2 separate regions of the Mus musculus genome follow, and region 2 is linked to region 1. Evidence: chromatin loops called from intact Hi-C (ENCODE). Cell type or tissue: heart. All regions are shown on one strand. Region 1 overlaps B3gat1 (beta-1,3-glucuronyltransferase 1 (glucuronosyltransferase P)). Region 2 has its middle 69 kb from the start of Gm30313.

The links. A loop is a pair of places that touch in the nucleus more often than their neighbours do. Peaks named below come from ENCODE experiments on the same cell type or tissue, not always from the same donor. Only the 100,000 strongest peaks of a DNase experiment are listed, where the experiment ranks them.
Region 2: a loop joins it to region 1, with 5 times the contacts of the local background. A loop is called at or near these places in 2 of 42 quality-filtered maps.

What each region holds. Positions count from the first base shown.
Region 1 is chr9:26,759,153-26,761,652 of GRCm38, reverse strand. B3gat1 (beta-1,3-glucuronyltransferase 1 (glucuronosyltransferase P)) reads right to left here. Exons shown (of 7, transcript NM_001310766.1): 7 at 303-2,500. Among named protein-coding and RNA genes, the nearest start is that of B3gat1, 27 kb to the right of the region's middle. In heart, a CTCF peak has its summit at 1,271 (motif pointing right); no DNase peak of the experiment used is centred here.
Region 2 is chr9:26,479,626-26,482,125 of GRCm38, reverse strand. No RefSeq gene overlaps it. Among named protein-coding and RNA genes, the nearest start is that of Gm30313, 69 kb to the left of the region's middle. In heart, a CTCF peak has its summit at 1,466 (motif pointing left); no DNase peak of the experiment used is centred here.

The DNA.
Region 1 (2,500 bases):
TTCCCGTATGAAGAAGGACTTTCTCTCTATGCTTCATGGAACCCCAGCCCCCCCACCCCATTGCTCCCTCCCACCTTTCCCAGCAGCTCTACTGTTCCCCCGACAGTAGCTCTGCTGTTCTCCCGACAGCAGCTCACATCTGAGATGCTGCATTGTTATCACGGTCTCCTGTATTTGGTGGGTAAGCCCCATGAAGACCTCTACGTGCTGGGTCCCTGAAGAATGCCTGTTCATAGCAGGCATCTGGTAAATATTTGTTGGACAGTTCAATTAATAAACAAGACTAAAATAAGACAGGGGCTGAAGAGGATTACAACTGTTAAAAACCATATTTGACTTTTAATTTTGAAAACAAATTAAATACAGTTAAATAAAAACAGACCAGATGGCGCAGCAGCTTGGGCCCCACCCTCACACCAGCCTTTGCCCATGGTGCTCCTGAACCCCTGGCTTAACTCTTCTGTGGTGGGGCTTTCCATCGAGGGAGCGGGGTTGCAGCCTGGGTTTGGAGGGAAAGTTGTCATCATGGACCCAGTTCTGATTTGCAACAAACTCATTCCCAACAGAGATGAAGGCCGCAGTCCACCAGGGTTATAATTTTAAATAAATACACATGCAGTGAAGGGAGGACATTACATGAAAACAACTGAAGTAGCATCTGCCAAAACGTGAAAAGTAAAAATCCCCATTTTTGTTTTGTTTTGTTTTGTTTTTTTTCAGTTTCCTAAAAAGAGCACTGAGTTTGGCTAAGAAGGCAGCCTTAGCAGCCCGTTTGACCTTGGCATTCACTGACAGTTTCTATGAATGAGCAGTAGGGTGCCCAGACATAAATTCACCCATCGGATAAATTCCCGGTGCCTCTCATTTGATGCCAAGGAGTAAATTTCCAAAACAATATCCAAAGTATAAATGGCTAGGGGGAGATGTCCTACAGGGGGCTGTGGGGTCTGATCCCATCAGGTGGTGTCCTGAAGACTGTGAGAAGTTAAATTCATTTCAACATAGGCAGCTGATGCTATTCTCTGAAAGTTAGATGTGTGGACTGAGTCTCATCCACCCGAGAGTGGATTCGGAATGACTCCCGGGCCTGTCCTATGAGTTTTAATGGAGCGCGGGGGGAGGGGGAACTGGGGGAAGGTGCGGGGTGGGGGGAGCTGTTAGCAGTTAAAAAATAAACGCCTCTTCAGTGGGCTTGCGCCCTTTCCTTTCCCCCACTTGGGAGGAAAATTGTGCTTCCAACTTGTAGGAGCTGGAGTGAGATTACCACCAGAGGGCCCCATGTAGCCAGGACCAGGGGCCTCTCAGATGCTGAACACCCAGGCAGATGGTTCTTTTGGGCGGCTGGGTAGGTGCAACAGCGTGAGCATACTGTTCTGTCCGGGGTGGAGAAGGGGCAGTGGGCACGAGGCGGGTTGGCTTTGCAAGCTTTCCCATTTTGTGTGAGACAGAGTGATTTCTAAAGCAGTATGTGCTCAGGTCGCCCTTCCTCTCAGTGTGTAGACATTTCCTGCTCTTGACCTTGAGCCCATTCTAATGCAGCCCTCACAGAATCGGCTCAGGAAAGGACTGGGATTGCTGGGTCTCACATTTTTTCAGGAAGAGCTCTGCCTCTTTATTATTGTTATCTGCGCCCCGAGATCTGTGATTCTTAGGGGTTTCAGGAAGAGGGCAATTGTCTCCTCAGTCCAAACCCAGCAAGGGGCATTGCAGCCCAGGGGTACTGGAGAGGCAGTGGGGACACTGGGGTGACTTGGTTCTTAATCCAGGTCGATCTATGACCTGTGCTGGCTCTAAGCCCACCACCTTGCCGATTCTGGCGCAGGAGGCTTGAGGGACATGGGAAAGGGCTTTGTTCTCCTACAGCCTGAGGTACAGGGGGAGCTGTAGGAAGGCCCAGGCTCCCCCAATGCAGGGTAGGGTGCCAGGTGGGATCCAAGACAGCCTTATGTCCTGTAAACATGAACCAGAGGAGAGCCAGAGGTATTTCTGATTTGGGAGCAGCTCTGAGGAAGAGCAGGTGTGAAAGAGGAGTGTTGGGGCATCTTCATGCCCCAGGCTGCTCTCTGGTCTTCAGAATGTCCTGGCTGGGCACATGCTGTATAGTCATGCTAGGCCCAAGAGCAGGGAGCCATGGAGAGCCATGCTGCACTCCACAGTAGGGTTTTCTGACCTCCCTCACCCCAGTATCACTCCAAGGCAGGGTCCCCTGCTCACACAGCCCCATCAATGTAGGAAGCTTCCAAGGAGATGTGCCGAGCACAGGCTTGGCTGGCAACCGGAATCCCCAGCTCTCTGGTCTTTTAAGCCCCTGGCCATGTTGCTGTAGAGGACCACAGGTCTGGGATTCTGTGCTTAAATTCTCTGTCTTTTATCCTGACATCAAGCTGGGCTCTCTTGGAAGCCCTCGGAATACATAAGAGTTGTTCCTCTGGAGTCTGCCTCAGAGTGACTATCAGCCATGGGAGAGGATGGCAGGCCAAGATCAGGGTCTGAGAAGGAG
Region 2 (2,500 bases), 280 kb after region 1:
CTACTGTTATGAATCATAATGTAAATATCTGTGGTTTTGGATGGTCTTAGGCAACCCTTGTGGAAGGGTCATTTAGCCTCCTAAAAATACACAACCCACAGGTTGAGAATCATTGTTATAGGGGAATCCCCCCTGCTGACCCCAGTCTGAGATCCAGAGAGGCTGCCTGGGTTTGTGAGAGTAAGGACACAGAGGACACATTTCCTTTTTCCTCTCAGAGTCACCAGTTATAACTATAGGTTAAGATAGGAGGATTGAATCCCATCTTCATGCTCCATAGGCATACCAGAGCTGTGGGGTCACAGGAATTTGACAATGGTGGCATATGGGACAGGTTTGTAATTTGTTCCAGATTTGAAAGCTGTATAGTTGGCCAAGCTATTAAAAAACAAGACAGAAATTAGTAGAAGAAAATAGACTTGTTCAGGACCAGAGAGACATGAGACTCTTCTTGGTGATATACAGAATTTTGAACCTCTCATGAGTCTCAAATATTTCCTGGTCAGACACTGGTCAGACTTGAGGGTCAGACTTTTCTCTCCAGAGCCCTGTGCATCCTTTTTTTTTTTTTTTTTTTTTTTTTTTTTTTTTGTTTTTCTGGAAGATCTGAACCAGACACAATACTTTTATTTCCCACAAGTCATGTCAGATGACAGACCCAGGTGCAGGATTTCTGAGACTGTCTTTAAAAGGCATGGCATCATCTGAAAGAAAGGTGATCTTAATGATTTTGGAAGGTGTACTGACAAGATGGATCAGGGGGCAAAGATGCTTGGTATACAAGCCAGCTAACTTGAGGTTGATCCCTGGGACCTGTGTGAATATAGAAGGAGAGAACTGACTCCTCGTAGATGTTTTCTGAGCCATGTGGATTGTAGCGCGTGCACGCACACACACACACCTAATAAATATTTTTAAAAAGATTTAAGAACACCAGGGACAAAGGTAATCTCTTTTACACAATGACAGACTCAGACTCAGGGATTTGACTGAATGGATGGGGATGGCAGCAGGGAGGCAGCCAGCTCAGAGCTAGAGCTTGGCCTGGTGCCTCTGCTTCATTACTCACCAGCCATACAATCCTGATCAAGTGGCTTAGCCTCTCTAAGCACCAGATCCCTCCAAGATAAAACGTGAATCCTGCCGAGGTGTGCCAGCTTACGTTTGTAAGTCCTGATGTGGGAAGCTGAGGCAGGAGAATTGCTCTGATTTTGATCGCATCCTGGGATGGACTAAAAGGTGAATTTGAGTGCAGTCTAGGCTGCAGTGACATACTGGCATAAAAAAATTAGATTATAAGACCCTCCTCCCTGACTTCTTATAAAGATTGTCTGGTGCTCATGGGCTGGAGAGATGACTTCAAAGTTAAAAGCTCTTGCTGCTTTTATGGAGGAAAAAAAATTTGGTTCCTGGCACCCATATCTGGCCACTTGCAGCTGCCTGTAACTCCTCCAGCCCCAGATCATCTGATGCCATCTTCTGGCCTCTGTGGACACGGGCATAAATATGTGCAAATGTTCATACGCATACTTACACATACATATACACATAAGCATACACATATACTTACAAATATTAAAAGATATAATAGAGAAATAAATTGTTTTAAAAATATTTCTTAGTGATCAAATTGGGAATTAGAAAATAGCCGCTGACATTCTGAGAGAAGTGGGGAGGGGTTAACTGCTAATATTAATCTAAATTCTCCTTACTTTAGCTCTTTTGAATTTCCAGATTGGATAAGACTAGAAATTTCTTCTTAGCTATTCCAGTAAGAAAGAAATGTGTTCCCCTACTTAATGTGACTTTACATCAAGTAAAGATTTGGAGGAATATGAGAAATTACTATGAAAGTATGAAGCATCTTAAATATATTTTCCTGACTTCCTTTCATGTTACTCTTCTGTAACAGTATGTTTCAGAAAGTATTGTGTCTGGTTCAGATCTTCCAGTGCACTACGTTTGTCAAAGCCAACAGTAACTATACTGTATTACAAGGAACTATGTCCTAGACTATAAATTTTATCAGTTTTCATGTACTTACTGCTTTTGAATTTAAGGGACTAAACCAGGGTCATACAAGTATTTAGAATGAATTGAAATATAAGGGCAAAAACCTTGCTAAAGCCCATAGGCTAAGCTTAGTCTCCTGTCCCAGCATGCCAAGAAAAACAATGAGAAACAATTAAAAAAAAAAAACAATCAAGAGAGTAGACTGGATCAATGCATTGGAGCAGATAAGGGTCCCAGTCACATTAAGTTCATCTTTGGAGCACTGCCACAAGCTTTGAGATTATGTACAGGCAGCAAAGGATGCAGGGTCTGCATAACAAAGCAGTGACCCAAGGTGTGGTTAGGATGACCACTGTCTCAGTTCTGATTCAGTTTGGTGGTCTCAAGACATTCTCCATGCTTGAAGGACAAACTCATTCTCAGGAGACAGTTATGTTTTCTCTGGGGTGCAGCATAGACATTGTGCATAACTCTACTCATCTGCAGA